Linked DNA regions of Homo sapiens: region 1 is linked to region 2. Evidence: read pairs that join two places in POLR2A ChIA-PET (ENCODE). Cell type or tissue: B cell. All regions are shown on one strand. Each heading gives the region's core, and the rest is flanking DNA. Links, peaks and the distances in the headings are about the cores only. Region 1 overlaps BTNL9 (butyrophilin like 9). Region 2 holds the start of TRP-TGG3-1 (tRNA-Pro (anticodon TGG) 3-1).

Region 1 (8,416 bases), core at 43-8,042, 130 kb after region 2:
TCTTTTTGCAAGTTGTATTTTTGTCTATTACTTTACTGCCCTATCAATTCTTTATTTTTAAAGTGAGTTGTCTGTCAATCTCTTCTTTTTAATAGAAGTGTTTATTCTGTTTGTAGTCATTATAGCTATCTCTCTGGTAAGATTTAAATCTAACATTTGCTTTTTGTTTTCTACGTATCTGTACCCTTTTCAAAAAACACAATTCCTCCTATTTGCATCCTATTGGACTAATCAAAATTGTTTGGTATTTTATTTTATCACCTCTATTGATTTTTTCAGTATAAATCTTCATCTTTTGGCATTTTATTTTATTGTTTTTTTCTTAACTTTAGAATTCACACTATGCAGTCTCCATATACTTCAGTCTACCTGGATTTGTTGTAACAATTTACAGATGACATAGAAAATTGAAAATGTTACATATCTTTTTGTGGAAAGGTCCCACTTTCAGGCCAGGGAGGGCCTTGAAGGCTGGGCTGCCAGTCCTGCGGACCTGAGTGGGGACTCGTGGTGCCTCTTCTGGACCCGCCTATGGCCACCCATGGACCAATCGGCATGCACTTCCTCCCCTCTAAGGCCTATAAAAGTCCCGAGACCAGCCAGAGCAGGCCAGAGAAGGACCACAAAACAAAGAGGGCAGAGAGACGACTGTACAGACGACCAGCTGGAGAGAGAATAGTACTCTCTCCACTGAAAGCTTCAGAGACCTGCCGGCAGAGAGGACGTATTTTCTCTGCTATGAGAGCTTCAGAGACCTGTAGAGACATCCAAATGACTTGCCTGTGGAGAGGAGCTACCCTCTTCAGGGCCTCCTTTCTGCCGAGGACTGAACACTCCATGGGCAACCAGCCTACAGTGAGGAGCTACTCACTCCTCTGAGCTGTTGGAACACTAAATAAAACTCTTCTTCACCCCTCACTTGTCTGTGTATGATACAGGAAAAGAACAAGAATTTGGGCAAAGTGCCACAGCCACAGAGGTTTCCAGGAGATACACCAGCAAAATCAACACCCCAGAGATCCCATAACACTACCACCAAAGAGCTTCCCATCCTCAGGCGCCCTCAAGCAGCAGAAGCCTCCCAACCAGGTTCAGCACTGGTGTATTCTGTACACTGGACGGAGATACACACGAAAGTGCTGCAATCACCCTTTTCCTACTTTTGAGGGTTAGCTGCATGGAAAATGTGAACGATAGGGAGAAGGACATCCACCATGTGCTATTTGTATACACTTGCATGGGGCCGCTTGCAGGAGGGAAACGTGGGTTTTTACTCTGCATGCTCCAGCCTTCTGGGCAGCCTCTCCCGGGGCCTTCATGGTTCACAAAATGTATACCTGAATGTCTCAGGTCTCTCTCAGTTTAAGGCTGGGTATTGGACCCTCCCACCCCCTTTTTTTTTTAAGTCCCCGGAGGGTATTTATTTTCTCTTTTCAACATCCTGTTCTGCAGCTTGCATCAGCTCTCCATATGCCGAAGAGCCAGGTGTTGGCACAGGCCATGTGGAGACTAGCAAAGGCTTTGGGGCAAAGGCTTTGAAGTTCTCCTCCTCGGTGATGATTTAGGCTTTCTCCTTCCTGTAGACATACCTGATGGGCATAACGGGTCTGGTCAATCTGGTGGCCAATTTCAGTTCTGCTGAACTGTCTCTCTTCTTGGGGGCCAAGGGCTTCCTGGGGAGAGGATGAGTTTGGTCCCATGCACCTTTAGGTGCCGTGCATTGGCCTGCGGGACTCAGTGGACTTGTTCTGTCATCTTGGCTCCACAGAGATGCCAATGGTTTGGCCCAGCTTCTTGTGAATGCCAGCTACCCTTAGCTCCTCCAAGCTGCAGACCCTGCCTACTTTGGTATGATGCCTTACCACGAGACACCTTACTATGGGCTGGATGGGCCCAGGAACGGGGGTCGGGGTGACGGGATCTTTGGCTGGCTGGTTGAGCCACATGGTTGTGTGCCGCTGTCAGCCCTTGTGAGAGAGGGGTTTGAACTTAATGCCACTCCAGCTGGGGCCCCTGGCTGCCTACAGCCCTCCTGCACTGGAAAACAGCCTGCCCATCATTTAAAGTGGGCTGATGGTGTCCACTGATTATTTAAACACAGTTTAGCATTGTTTTTTATATTAGCTGTATGTTTGCTTTTCTTATTTATCACATAAATACAGTCTTAAAGGAATAATAGCTACAGATGGAGAGGGAACATATTTTTAATGTTATCACAAAAACATTCATGAGTAAGAACCCTAAATATTCTCACACTAATGCAAATGACTCTAGAAAAAAAAACTTCCATTTTCTGAATATCATGTGTTAATTAAGGGGAATAGCTTTCTCCCAACAGGTGACCAAGAATATTTTCATAAGCTTAAAATGCACTTATCTGACTTGATGGAGAAACAAATTACAATCTCCCTCTAGAATTGCACAAACAATGGTCTCTGGAGCTGGCATCTCATGAGAGCTGATCATGGGTGTCTCTTCCTGCTATGGTCTGAATGTGTCCCTCTCCACCATGCCCCACTCACATGTTGAAATCGTAACACCCAATGCAATGTAGTAGGAGGTGGGACTTTTGGGAGGTGCTTAGGTCATGAGGGTGGAGTCCTTATGATGGGATTAATGCACTTGTAAAAACAGACCTGTTAGAGGCTGGGTGGCTCACGCCTTTAATGCCAGTCCTTTGGGAGGCCGAGGAGGACAGATCATGAGGTCAAGAGATCGAGACCACCCTGGCCAACATGGTGAAACCCTGTCTCTACTAAAAATACAAAAATTAGCTGGGTGTGGTGGTGCATGCCCGCAGTCCCAGCTACTCTGGAGGCTGAGGCAGGAGAATCACTTGAACCCAGGAGGTGGAGGTTGCTGTGAGCTGAGATCGCGCCACTGCACTCCAGCCTGGCGACAGAGTGAGACTGTCTCAAAAACAAAAAACAAACAAAAAAAACAGAAACAGACCCTGGTAGGGGCTGGATGAGGTAACTTATGCCTGTAATCTCAGCAGTTTGGGAGGCTGAGGTAGGTGGGTCACTTGAGGCCAGGAGTTCCAGACCAGCCTGGGCAACATAGCAAGACCCTGTCTCAATTTAAAAGACAAAAATATAAACGGACCCTGGAGAACTCTCTTGCTGTCTGCCATGTGAGGATACAAAGCAAAGCAGCAGTTTGCAACCCAGAAGAGAACCCTCGCCAACCCTGACCGTGCTGGGACCCTGATCCTGGACTTGCAGCCTCCAAAACTGTGAGAAATAAATTTCTGTTGTTTACAAGCCACTCCGTGTATGGTATTTTGTTACAGCAGCGAGAGCTGACTAAGGCACTTCTTCCGTGTGTGGTATTTTGTTACAGCAGCGAGAGCTGACTAAGGCACTTCCTCCATGTGTGGCATCTTGTTACAGCAGCGAGAGCTGACTAAGGCACTTCCCCCGTGTGTGGCATCTTGTTACAGCAGCGAGAGCTGACTAAGGCACTTCCCAGTCTGCCCTCAGTGGTGTCACATCTTTAGCTTGAAATCAACCATAGTGGGAGGACTTGCACCAGGGAAATTGGCTCAATATTTTTTTTTTCAGAAAGCCAGTTTTTTTTTTTTTTTTTTTTTTTTTTGAGACAGAGTCTCACTCTGTCGCCCAGGCTGGAGTGCAGTGGTGCAATCTCGGCTCACTGCAAGCTCCGCCTCCCGGGTTCACGCCATTCTCCTGCCTCAGCCTCCCGAGTAGCTGAGACTACAGGCACCCGCCACCGCGCCCAGCTGATTTTTTATATTTTTAGTAGAGACGGGGTTTCACCGTGTTAGCCAGGATGGTCTTGATCTCCTGACCTTGTGATCCACCGCCTCGGCCTCCCAAAGTGCTGGGATTGCAGGCATGAGCCACCGCGCCCAGCCTAGAAAGCCAGTTATTAAACATTTATCAGACACCACTGCATTTCTTTATCATTCTCTCTCTCTTTTGTTTATATTACTATATGTCTTAATGAACCATTTGAAAATAAGGTATAAACATCATAATCCTTTACCCCTTAATATGTAAGTGTGCATTTTCTTAAAAGCATTCTTCTACATCAAAATGAGGAAATTAACATTTATCCAATATTATTATCTAATCCACACACCTCTTTCAAAATGCCCTTTTTTCCCCCAATAATCTCCCCCCGCCGGACTCGAGCAATCATTCCACCTTAGCCTCCGAAAGTGCTGGGATTACAGGCCTGAGCCAATTTGTCTGGCCCAGTGATGTTTTTTATAGATCCAGGATCCCATCCAGGGTCACCTGTTGCACTTAGTTGTCCTGTTTCCTTTAGTCTGAAGCAGTTCCTTAGTGTTGTCCCGTCTTTCATGACCTTGACATTGTTGAAGAGTACCAGTCAGTTTCTGTGATGTTTCCTCCTGATTTATGCATTTTTGGGTGCAGGAATACCTCAAAAGTGATGCCGTTTGTATTCTGCATTGTATCAGGAAGAATGTGATGTAAACTGTTTTCGCATCTGGTGATGTTAACTTTTGTCATTTGGCTAAGGTGGCGCCTGCCAGCCTCCTCCACTGTAAAGTTAATTGGTACGTGTTTTGTACTTATGAGTTAAGAAGTAATATTTTCAGACTCCTATTGTAGGGCAGAGCTTTCTCTTCTCTCCATGAATTTGTTTATGTATGTATGTATGTATGTATGTATATCAGTGGGGAAATATACATATGGATTCCTATTTGATTCAGGGGTTCAAAATCCATTCTGACGTCTAAATCCATTCGACATGGCTCTTCTGTGCAACCTACTTCCTTATTTTCTGGTGTAGGATATTGTAGGCTCTCCTTGTATTTTCCCTGCCCCAGCCTTGGACTCAACCATTTCTCCAAGGAGACTTTATTCCTTTTACTGAAAATCGTACTAAAAACTAAGTTCTGGGTCTCGGTGTGCCCGTTGGTACTGGGGTGTTATTGTTGCTAAGCCTTCAAACAAGACAGAGCTGGGAACGATCTGCATGCACCCACACATATCTGTGTATCTGTCCACGTGTGTGCGTGCATTCCATCTCTCTACATGCAGTAAAACCCACGCATTCACATTGATACATCTCATTCCAGTCCACCTCAGAGTCACCCTCATCCTCTCCTTTCCCCTTTCCGTATTTCGTATTTCCCTTCACTGACAGCGAAACCCGACTCTCAGCGCACTTAGTGAATTCCCGACTCTCAGCGCCACTTAGTGAATTTTTTTATTTGTGCCACCTCCCTCTGGTACGTAACCGAACTCCCGGGCCTGTGGGGCGAAAGCTCATCCCAGAGGTGTCCCTGCCCCATCCGTTCCCATCCTGGTGCTAAAGGCCCTAGTAGAAATCTCAGTCCCCATGAAGAGGAAAAGAAAAGGAGAGGGAAAGAGGGAAGAAGGAGGAAAGACCAGTTAGAAAGCTTGGCTGCGGACCAGTCTCCCTTCCTCATTCCCCCTTTCAAACAAGACGGGCAAGGAAAGCTCTGCCTGGATTAAGGGGAAGGGGATGAGAGCCATATTTACTTACTCTGAAACAATGGCCTAGGAGATCGTCCAGCAGTTTCATTATAGCTCCTTTCAAATGAATGATTTTGAATATGAGTATTTAAAAAAAGTGTTTTCCCCTTTATTACAGAACTGATACATATACATTATTGAACATTAAAAAATACAAAGAAGACATTTTAAGAATGCAATTACCAAACATTTTCCCATCCAAAGATAATCACTTAGTTTTTTGGTGTATCCTTCTCCCCGCCACCCAACTCTTAGTTTGCAAAATTTCAAACCCACAGCAAAGCCACATTGATAGTACAATGAACATCTGTCGACCAGTCACCTAGAGTCACCAAGTGTTGTCATTTTACTACATTTGACTTGTCTCTTTCTTTCTTTATATTCATATGTTTTATATTTTTCCACTTAGTCACTGGAAATTCAGTGGCAGACACTGTGGTAATTAATATCTAAAAACTTCAGTATGTTTGCTAAGAACAAGAATGTTCTCCTACATAGCCACAGTACAAATGTCTCACTCTGAAAATGAAGCCAGGCACAGCGGCTCATGCCTGTACACCCAGCATTTTGGGAGGCCCAGGTGGGAGGATTGCTTGAGCGCAGGAGTTTGAGACCAGCCTGGGTAACAAAGTGAGACCCCCGTCTCTATAACGCACTTAAAATTGGGCATGGTGTTGTGTGCTGAGGTGGGAGGATCACTTGGACCCAGGAGGTTGAGGCTGCACTCCAGCCTGGCCGACAGAGACAATGTCTTGGGGGTAGGGGGTGAAGAACACTTCTTTCCCCAGTTGTCAAACTAATAATGTCCTTGGTCCCATCATTGATGATGTTAAATTTAATCACTTGGATGATCTGGTAGATGTCTCCATTGTAAAGGTAACCTTTCCCCTTTCAAACTTATAAGTAGTGTATAAGGTTACTGCTTTGAGACTGGAAACAGCCTGTTCTCCAAGACTCTCACCAATAATTAGATTTCACCTCCAAAAGAAACCTTCCTGTTTCTCCTTTTTAAAAAGAAATTTGAGTATCAGCATGAACTCATGGATTATGTTTTTATTCAGTGTGTTATAATCTCTCCTGTCATTATTCATCCTGATGTTCAAATTGTCCCACAATTGGTCAGTGAGGCCCCTTCGGCCTGGCTCCCTACCCTTTTGCCGGGTTGCCGTCACGTTTTGAGCCTTTATTTTACTTCACCACACACAATGCTCCAGGCTCACCTTGAAATTTTTGCCCCGGCTCCAGAAGCAGCTGTTCCTCCAACTTCATTTTAATGGGAAATGGTTTTTAAAACTAGGATCTGAGCCTTACTTAGGTGAACTCGTTGCTTACGAAGTGTTATTGCATCTCGACCTTTTTAGAGCTAGCAAACATATACAAAAAATATAAAACTATACAAATTAACTGATCCCTCTAAGGCAGTCACCAAAGTTTTCTCCCTTCTTTCTTCCATGCTGGCTTCTTGCCCACCGCCCACCGTGAGCACCCCAGCTCTGAGCGACGTGGATATATTTGTACTCCTTCGCTCAGTCCCACAATCCACAAACGAGCTTTGGACTTGTCTCCTTTCCTTGAAGAAAATCGCACTACACATACACATCTACGTAGGCAAAGGTCCCTCTCTTTGTCCCCCTCGCTGACATTTTGGCTGGTGCACCTGCTCCCTTCAGACGGAGCAGGAGAGCAAAGCGCTGGCCTGGGATCCAGGGGGCCCCCCGGGGCCAGTCCCGCGGCCACGAGGGCGCCTCACCACCAGTCCAGGGCGGGGTCCGCGGGCTCATAGGGCTGTAGCCAGGTGTCACTGTCGTTCTCTTCGGGGACGCCCGTCCCTCTAACCGGCAGCGGGCAGATGGTCAGGGGATCCGGATGTTCGCCGCCGTCGTGGGCCCTGGGCCTGAAGTACGCACAGAGCGCGCCCGAGAAGGTGTCGTGGAAGGTGAAGATGTGGGAGCCGTCGGACACGTTGAAGAAGGACAGCTCTCCGGCCTCGTAGTCCAGGAAGACGCCCAGGCGCCGCGGGGGCACGCGCAGGGTGAGCGCGACGCGGTGCGGGGCCAGGACGAAGTACTCGCAGCCGTTCCACAGCCCCAGCACCCAGTAGCCGGCCGCAGGGCTCAGGCGCGCAGGCCCCGCGCGCGGCACCGCGGCCAGGCAGGCGCCCAGGAACCAGCGGCTGCGGCGGCCCACGTGCACCTCCCAGTAGTGGCGGCCGGCGGAGAACCGCTCCAGGCTCAGCGCGCACGTCTGCTCCGAGAACCGCTGCGGGTGGCCAGGCGCCGGGCCTGGCGGCGCCCCGCGGGAAGACACGCTCTTGCCATCCTCCGACACCTCCAGGCTGGGGTGCGCCGAGGCCGGGTCCAGCGTCACATCCACTGCGCAGAGCCACAGCGTTAGTGCCCGCCCGGGACGGTCTGGGCCCCGTCCGTGTCTTCCCCAAGGCGGACAAACCTCTCGTTTCTCTTGGTGGAATAATCGAGGAAATGAACCCCTTACCCCGACCCTCACCCCTGCAAACCCCCTCCCCAGGACTGAAGTGGCATGTGTCAGTCACTCCTGAGTGTTTGATAGTGACAAGGAATCCTGTCCTTTCCTGAACTGGAAGGTCCCTGAATTCCATACCAGAGATAGCAAAGGAAGTAGGCTGGCGGGGAGGGAGCCACGTCCCGGTCAAGGGGAAGGACCTATGGGCTGGTTCTAGTTCCTGCTGGTGGCACCACCCTGCGTGACCTTGGCATAATCAGGAGAGCGCTGAGCGTCATTTTACAGAAATTTTGGATTTTTTTTTTTTTTTTTTACATACAGTCCTTCAGAAAAGTTTTTAAAAGGATTTTAAAAGGACCTTTGAGATCATCTAGTCCAGTGCCCCACATTTCAACACCCCATGCCATCTGACAGATGGGAACCTAGGGGACCCCTTCGTCAGA
Region 2 (8,416 bases), core at 67-8,066:
CAATTAGTGGCCACAGTTTTCATAGACACTGCTATCCACTTCCTGTGGGATTATTTTGTTTTCTGAGACAGGGTCTTACTCTGGAGTGAGATCATGGAGTACAGTGGCCTGATCTCTGCTCACTGCAACCTCTGCCTCCTGGGTTCAAGCGATTCTCATGCCTCAGCCTCCCAAACAGCTGGAATTACAGGCACAGGACACCATGCCGGGCTAATTTTTGTATTTTTAGTAGAGAAAATACAAAACAAGTTTTCCGCCATGTTGCCCAAGCTGGTCCCAAACTTCTGACCTCATGTGACCCATTGGCCTTGGCCTCCCAAAGTGCTGGTATCGCAGCTGTGCACCATCTCACCCGGCCTCCACTGTATTATTGTTATTATTATTTTTATTTTTGAGACAGAGTCTTGCTCTGTCGCCCAGGCTGGAGTGCAGTGGCGTGATCTCAGCTCACTGCAATCTCCACCTCCCGGGTTCATGCCATTCTCCTGCCTCAGCCTCCCGAGTAGCTGGGACTACAGGCGCCCGCCACCACGCCCGGCTAATTTATTTTATTTTTTTATTTTTAGTAGAGACGGGGTTTCACCATGTTAGCCAGGATGTTCTTGATTTCCCGACCTCGTGATCCACACACCTTGGCCTCCCAAAGTGCTGGAATTACTGGCGTGAGCCACTGCGCCTGGCCTACTGTATTATTTTAAAGCATCAGAGACAACATATCATTGCCATAAATACCTCAGTGTGTTATCTCTAAAGAAACAGACTTTGTAAAACATAACCACAAAGCAGTCCTCACACCTGGACAGATTAATGATTCTTTCCAATGTCTAGCATTCAAATATCCCCATCTGTTGAATTGGGGTTCAAACCAGGCCCACACATTGCATTTGTTTGATTTCAGTAAGTACTTGTTGAGTGGTCGGGGCGGGGGGAAGCAAAATCTCTGGGAGGCAGAGCGTGGGGGTTGGTTGGGCCTTGGCGCTGGGTGCTGGGGGGATTCTAGAGGGAAAGGCAGGCAGGTTGCAAAGCAAGGTCGGGCGCGGCCCTGCAAAGACTGTGCCAGGGGCCTGGCTGCGTGGGGACATTTCTCCCTGTCTCTGTCTGCAGTGGAGCTCACCTTGGATCCCGACACGGCCAACCCGCGCCTCATCCTCTCTCTGGATCTTAAGGGCGTGCGCCTCGGCGAGCGGGCCCAGGACCTGCCCAACCACCCCTGCCGCTTCGACACCAACACCCGCGTCCTGGCGTCCTGCGGCTTCTCCTCGGGCCGGCATCACTGGGAGGTGGAGGTGGGCTCTAAGGACGGCTGGGCCTTTGGCGTGGCCCGCGAGAGCGTGCGCCGAAAGGGCCTGACGCCCTTCACTCCCGAGGAGGGCGTCTGGGCCCTGCAGCTCAACGGCGGCCAGTACTGGGCCGTGACCAGCCCCGAGCGGTCGCCCCTCAGCTGCGGGCACCTGTCGCGCGTGCGGGTGGCCCTGGACCTGGAGGTGGGAGCCGTGTCCTTCTACGCTGTGGAGGACATGCGCCACCTCTACACCTTCCGCGTCAACTTCCAGGAGCGCGTGTTCCCGCTTTTCTCTGTTTGCTCCACGGGCACCTACTTGCGAATCTGGCCTTGAGGGGCACTGCTGGGGAGCTCCTGTCTCTGGGCTGCCGGTGGGAGGGGATGTCGCCTCCCCAGAGATGCCTGGTCCGTCTTGGGTCTGCCCTCCGTGCTCCTGACCCCTGCTGCCCAAGAGAGCCTGCTACAGACACAACCCCGAGGCAGGAGAGTGACTGTGGCCAACCGAGCAGGGGAACAGGGGCTTTGGACTCCTGAGGGTGTTCCCTTCCTGAGGTCACATGTGGATTTGGCCAGAGCCTTCAGGAGGTGGAGGCCGGTGAGGTCAGGAGCCCAGCTCTCCAGGGGGCTTCTGCCCTGACTGGGAAGGGTGCCTGGCTCCCTAAAACAATGTCAAAGCCAGTCCTGCTGTTCTCTGTTGCCAGGGGGCAGGTCTGGGCCTGGGCCAACCACGTTTGTTATCATGGCTGCTGCCTTCTGGACAGCTGCCAGCTCTGCCTTGAGAGGTTGTGGGACCTCTGGATCCAGCTGACCTGACAGGTCATCTACTCAGGGAGGAGCCCTGTGCTCCCAGCTCAGAGGACAGTCTGGGCCAGAACTGGAAGGAGACATCTGTCCCGTCTTTGAGTGACAAGCCCGGGACAACAGCCAGTGGGCATCACGGCTCTCCAGCACTCCTTAGCCGGAGGATACAGAGTGATGGGTGCATCCTGACCAATGCGACAACCAACACGTGCTCTCACAAACCCCTGACTCCCGCACTTTCCAGTGCCAAAGTACAAACGCTGCTTGGATAAGGAGAGCAAAGCTTCTGGAACTTTATTTACTCTTTCTTTTTAATTTTCTTTTAAGAGACTGGGTCTTGCTATGTTGCCCAGGCTGGTCTTGAACTCCTGGCCTCAAGTGATCCTCCAGTTTCCATCTCCCTAAGAGCTGGGATTACAGGTGTGAGCCGCTGTACCCGAACTTTTTTTGTTTTTGCTTCTGGAACTTTGAAACACAAAACACAAGTTGGCACTTACAATTTTAAAGATGCAGCCAGCTCTAAACAACACACAGAGCACAAATATGCTCCTGACGGACTCAGGAAAATGCCAACAGCAGAGCACCCTGGTGCCAAGGCCTTCTCAGCCCATGCCCTGGAGGGCATTCCCCTGGCCAGCCTCAGCCCCTTGTCTACTTGTTCTCCAGCTTCTGGGTAGCTGGGCTTCTGGAAGGGTGGCAGTGGGCTACTCCCTGCTCAGCGCTCCCCTGGGAAGGGGGTGAGGAGATGAAAATGAAACTATGAGCTGTCTTTGGAGTTGGCTTGGCCCATTTTCTACTCCCTAGATCTGAGTGCAGGAGCGTAAGTGTGATCAGGGTTTCTGCCAGAGTGAATGAGCATGCATGTTTCTGTGTGGGAGGAGTGTGTATTTGTATCTCACCTTTCTTGGGGGTGTGTGTGTGTATTTTGGAGAGGGCATTTATGAGCATGTGCATAAGGTTCAGGTGTTGCAAACAGACCCAAGTCAGTCTGGTCATACCCTATTGTTGATTTGTTGTTAAATACTGACCACCTCATATTTAGACAAGGGCCACAGGTTTCTTCTCTCACTACCTGGCTACCAGGCTAGATGAACAGAATACCAGACTCGGACCTAATTCTGTCCCACACAAGTTATTTAGACAGAGGTGCTGGCAAACAGGGGCAATGATAGCTGAATAGCCCTGTGTCATGGAGCTTCAGTGCTCTGTCTCTGAGGTGCTTCAAGCTCACCTGGCATATAGGGTTCTCGTGGGGCAGCCACAACACTATCCCAGAGGCAGGCCCAGTTGACACAGCACCAGACAATCAGAATACCGCATCCTCCAGGCTGAGGACAGGGTCATTTCAAAGTCCTGCCTACAGAAGCATTCCAGAGAGTGAATCCTATGTCCTGCTCATACATGGAGAGCAGCTCTAAAACCGGGTAGCCAATTCAGGCATTTGAATACCACTGATTTCCACAAGGAAAACCGATCTCTAACATTAATTTCCTAACTGAATCACCTATTGTTACCGTTAAGCCTTAATGTTATCTGGCTTGTATGGCTTTTTGATTAAGTATCATAATTCCCTTTGTACCATCCAACAAATGTGCTGGGCATCACAACACACATTACAGGTCCCAGAAAGTACCATGTCTGGTGAAGGTGTCACATGAGGGTCAGGTCTGGGGACTGGGAGTAGCTGTCCGCATGTTTATTTTCCGTTTTTGTGTCCATGAGTGCAATCGTGTGTCTATCAGAGTGTGTGTGTTTGCAGAGTGACTACATATATAGCTATGTATCTTAAGAAATGTAACAACAGTTACTGTAACAATTGCATAGAGAAGGGAACAGATGTTCTTTCTTGCTAACCAGGGCAGTACAGTAACTTGGATGTCAGGATGCTGGTGTCCTCGAGGGCATGTGTGTGCATTTCCCTCTCCTAGACTCTGGGCATCATAAACTCTAGGGACCTCTGGGTCTGTGAGAACAACTGGCCTAACTTGGGCCCTTCTTATTCAACCCATCAGTCCTAGCTGCTGACCCATAAGCGCAGGCCTCTGCCGCCAGACCCTCACAGGGACCCTCAGCATCCAGAATGGGGGGCACCTAGAGGCCCACCTCTGGCCTGGCCGCCCAGTGACCCAAGTCACCCGGCATTGCAGGGAGCACAGGGCAGGCTAGGCCACCAGACCAAGGTCCACCTCCTACACCCACCACTTTCTGTCCTTTGCCAGGCTGAGCCCTCATCCTTTTCCCCTCTCCTCCGGCCCGTGGGCCCTTTAAGGGCCCTGACAGAACATGTCAGGGTGTACCCTAAAAGCTGCCTTTTCCTACTTCATCCAAATGTGAGACGGGGCTGGCACCCACCCGCAACCTCGCCTGGACCCTTCCCACCCCAGCGCCTCCAAACACCTGGCCCTCCTGATTCCCCGCCTCCCCCGCCACACTCCCGCTGGGCCTCCACCTCCTGATGACCCCACTGTTCCCCCACCGCCCAGCTCGCCCCAGGTCCCGCCCTAACCTCTCGGATCTGGACTCCCTGCAGGACGGGCGCACTGACACCCTTCCCTGACCTTTCCATAGCCTTGACCTGGATCCCCGCTTCCTCACGCACAGCAAGACGCAAAACGTGCTCCCCAATCCTGCGCACGCCCTTCCCTGGCCCCCGCCCCGCCCAAGGCCCGGGGCGGTCCTCACAGCTCGGAGCTCGGCGGTGCCGCCCCGCCCCGACAGCTCCCGCCCGCGCGCGCGCCCAACGACGGCACTGTCTTCGCGGAGCCCTCTGCCGGGACTAACGGCCGTTCCGTGCCACGGACGCACGGGCAAGATGGCTGCGGCCGTGGGAGGAGCTTGGGTCCAGCAGCCACAGAACTCGGCCGAGGGTTCAGCGGACTGCGGCTGCGCGGCGCCGGCGACAGCGTCAACTGCTTTTGTGTCAAAAGGAAACCAACAGCCGGCTCCATAGCTCAGGGGTTAGAGCACTGGTCTTGTAAACCAGGGTCGCGAGTTCAAATCTCGCTGGGGCCTGCTTCCGTCTTTTCCTATTCTTTCCTTAAAGATAGAAAAGTGGAAGATAGGCAAGCCTACTTCCGCCTTCCTGGGAGGCCAGAGCCTGGCGGAGTCACTTTCTTTTTGCCTCTAAGATACCCACCGCGCAAGGCTACTTTCCTACCACTTCCTTATCTCTTGAAGAGTCAGACCCACTGCGGGCTTCCTTTTCCATCACGGGTTCCCTGGGCCCCGCGCGCCCTCTCCCCACGACCCCGCTCACTTCCTTCTGCGCGCTCCCCGGGAGCGTCTTTCCGCTTCTCTCCGGTCTTCCCACTCCAGCTAGGGACTCGCCCTCGTGTCTCCTTCCCTCTCTCCAGGGGGAGACGATGGCACTACCGCGCCCCTTCCCGCCATGCGTTTGTTTGCGGCGTTCCCCGACGCGCGCGCTGAGGCTCTGGTCTGCGGCTCTGCGCTTGGCGGCTGCGCGCCCTCGGCCTTCGGGTCCCCGCCGCCTCCGTGCTGCAAGGTCTGATTTCTTCCTGTGGAGTTAACACGGAAAAGCGCAGACGGCCACATTCATGACCCGGGAGTAACGGCTCTACCTGTCACATTCGCTTTCAGCCTAAAACAAAATTTTAGTTTATTTTAGACAAAATATATAACTAAGGTATGCTGGCCTTCTGACTGATTTATTCTTGCTGTTAACGGAAGTGTAGAAAGTGAGCCCAAGTCCTCAGTGAACAGTGGGGGCGCTGCCCAGGTGCAGGACTGGCCCCCTGGGGGTCTCGGGACGGCTCCCGCCTCCGTCTTCCCCGCACCGCGCACTTTGGAGGCCTGGGCACAGGTGGAGGCGGCGCTGGGTCCCGCCGTACACTCCCCTGTCGCAGGCGCCCTCTCTCCAGCCGGAGGGAACCTCAAAAAAGCTCTGAGCGAGTCCCCGTCCCAGGTGGGGCCGCGGCTTATACCGGGACCACTCCAGGGTAGCTCAAGGTTCGAAAACGGAATCCCTGTCCGGTGAACCAGAGAAGAGAAAATCGCTCGGGGCCACCTGGGTAGAGACCGGAGGGGTGACTGCCTTGACTGGGAGGCGTGGAGGAGCGAGCGGGGTCTGCGGCTCCGGCCGGGAGGTATGCGCTTCCCTCTCTCACCCATGCCTGCTCCGGTCCAAAGAGCCGAGACCGTGGGTCAAGACCGGGATGGATTCGCTCGGGAGAGGCCAGGAGCCTGCCAGCACGTTCGGGCACTAGCGCTCCCGGGGCTCCTCGGACTCGTGGACCCCGAAACGCCTGCCCCACAGGAAGATCACCCCACTGTAGAAGTCGGGTCACGGGGACCAGTGGCGAGCTACCTGACGGCTTAACTACAGATACCCTCCCGACGAAAGCCGTGGACTCCCAGGGTGCGTGCGTCTGCTTGTGTGTGGGGGTGTTGGCAGGCGGTCCCCATAATCATCGAAGAGACAGGTGGATGAACCTCAGGCCTCGCACTCGGGGGCTCTCAGAGTCTGGGCGTTACAGCCGCTCCCGTACACTCACGGGTCACCTGGCTGAATCAGGTGGGATCTGGGTGAGGTGCCGGGAGGTCTCCCAGGCTGGCGCTCCTGTCCAGCTGCTGGGGGAGGCGTGGGTGCGAGGCTTGGGACAAGGGAGAGCTATGCCGGGTGGGGAGGACCCTTGGGGCGGGTCCGTTCACCTGAAATGTTCACTGCTGGAAGAGCCGAAAGCCAGCCACGGCACCCAGGGGAGTCCAGCGTGGAGAGGCAGAGAGGAGGGGCGAGGACAGTGGCGGTCGCAGACGGCGGAGCAAGATCGCCGAGCGTGCGAATGGAAAAATGAGCATTGTTTCCTCGGAGTAGCTTAACCACCATCCCACGCTGTTTTACAGCAGTGTAGGAAATGTCTCTGCTGGTGACACAAAAATAAACCTGTGCATCAGCTCTGAGTAGATTATCGCGAATTTTACAGCAGGAAACCGCATCACTATTTTTACTACTAAATAAACCAGTGCAATTAAAGTGCGCAGGGCGAGAGTAGGTCTGAGGCGAGAAAAGAGGAGCGCGCCCGCCCAGCTCGAGCCTCAGGCTTGCCCTGTGCTGGAGGCGGCCCGGGGGCAATCCCGGGAGAATGCTGCGAGGGCTGTGAGCCAGGACCCCGACTCTGCACCGCGGGAGCGCGCGCGCGTGGGTCCCAGCCTCCGAGCTGTGCAACAACCCCGTGGCTAGAGTCTCCACGAGAAGACAGAGTTCCTGGTCATCGGTCGTTTCCGCCTTACACTTTCCTACATTTCCTGAAGATTTTGCAAATGGGTATGCACTGTTTATTATCTTTTCATAAAACGGTAAGAGCGGCTTCTGGGGGCTCCTCACCCAGCCGGTCCGGCGTTCCTTCCCTCTCAGCACTGCGCTCTCTCCCGAGCCCTCCGGCTCTACCAACCTCTGTGTCCTGCCCCTGGGCCTCAAGATTTGCGCCTTTCTTGGACTCGCTTGGGAAGGGGCGCCCAGGCTGCAGAACGGATGGACGCTCCTGCCTGCTACTCGAGTGGATCGAGCAGGGAGGCGCTCATTCGGATTCCAGGAGACCAGAGGACACAGGACATAGGGAGCGTTTACCCTGTGTGGAGCTACCTGCGGCTGAGAATTAGTGGCAGACGCGGAGATGGGCAGCGGGGACAAGTTGGGCTTGGGAGACTATAAGACCTTGAGAATGGGTTCAAGCTGCCAGACGGAAATCCGCCTTTTCGGTGAATCGAGCCATGAAGAACACAATCATGAAAAGATTCAGCGAGCAACTAGACAGCCGGCTCGTTGGTCTAGGGGTATGATTCTCGCTTTGGGTGCGAGAGGTCCCGGGTTCAAATCCCGGACGAGCCCACTTTTTCATTTTTTTTTTTCCATTTCAACTGAAGTTCTTCTTGTTCAAATCCTGGATGAGCCAGCTTTTTAAATTTCAACTAAATTTTGTGTTACCTTGACAGTTTTGATCCCGAAAGATGTCCAGCGGAGGCATCACCAAGATTTCCGGGAGTGCTGGGGATTGGAAAGAATCGTGGATAGGAGACTAAGCGAGCCGTCCCGGAAGCAACAGTTGCTGTGAAGACTTTGGGCACAGACCTGCACGTGAGAGTATGCTCTTGAGGGTTGTGGGGGCTCTCCTTTTACAGCTAGGGATCACTTGTCGAACGTACCCGGAGAGTAGCTGCTAGCAGACAATATTATGGCGACAGAGGTAGGTGTGGGTTTCCGTAGTGTAGTGGTCATCACGTTCGCCTAACACGCGAAAGGTCCCCGGTTCGAAACCGGGCGGAAACATGCCACAGTGTTTTTTTTTTTTTTCCCCCCCCTTTCTTTTGAGATGGGGT

Evidence for each region. ChIA-PET counts read pairs that join two places held together with the same protein. Peaks named below come from ENCODE experiments on the same cell type or tissue, not always from the same donor. Only the 100,000 strongest peaks of a DNase experiment are listed, where the experiment ranks them.
Region 1: POLR2A ChIA-PET joins it to region 2 with 10 read pairs; 4 of 35 experiments call an interaction of 5 or more read pairs at or near these places.

Annotation. Positions count from the first base shown.
Region 1 is chr5:181,058,685-181,067,100 of GRCh38, reverse strand. It overlaps BTNL9 (butyrophilin like 9), which reads right to left. Exons shown (of 11, transcript NM_152547.5): 11 at 5,580-7,864. The coding sequence ends at 7,239. It also overlaps the pseudogene RPL13P10. Among named protein-coding and RNA genes, the nearest start is that of MIR8089, 19 kb to the right of the region's middle. In B cell, for the core only: no CTCF peak of the experiment used is centred there; no DNase peak of the experiment used is centred there; H3K27me3 peaks cover 3,886 bases.
Region 2 is chr5:181,188,366-181,196,781 of GRCh38, reverse strand. It overlaps TRIM7 (tripartite motif containing 7), which reads left to right. Exons shown (of 7, transcript NM_203293.3): 7 at 1,105-2,858. The coding sequence ends at 1,616. TRP-TGG3-1 (tRNA-Pro (anticodon TGG) 3-1) reads left to right here and starts at 7,857; the gene lies at 7,857-7,928. It overlaps LINC01962 (long intergenic non-protein coding RNA 1962), which reads left to right and starts at 4,874. Exons shown (of 2, transcript NR_108031.1): 1 at 4,874-5,040; 2 at 5,437-5,736. TRT-TGT6-1 (tRNA-Thr (anticodon TGT) 6-1) reads left to right here and starts at 5,024; the gene lies at 5,024-5,095. It also overlaps TRIM7-AS2 and TRV-AAC2-1. RefSeq lists silencers at 4,546-4,885, 5,066-5,145, 5,766-5,895, 8,176-8,375 and enhancers at 4,906-5,085, 7,916-8,125. In B cell, for the core only: CTCF peaks have their summits at 5,451, 5,650 and 5,849; DNase peaks (open chromatin) are centred at 4,961, 5,491, 5,781, 7,841 and 2 weaker places; H3K4me3 peaks cover 4,008 bases; H3K27ac peaks cover 3,642 bases.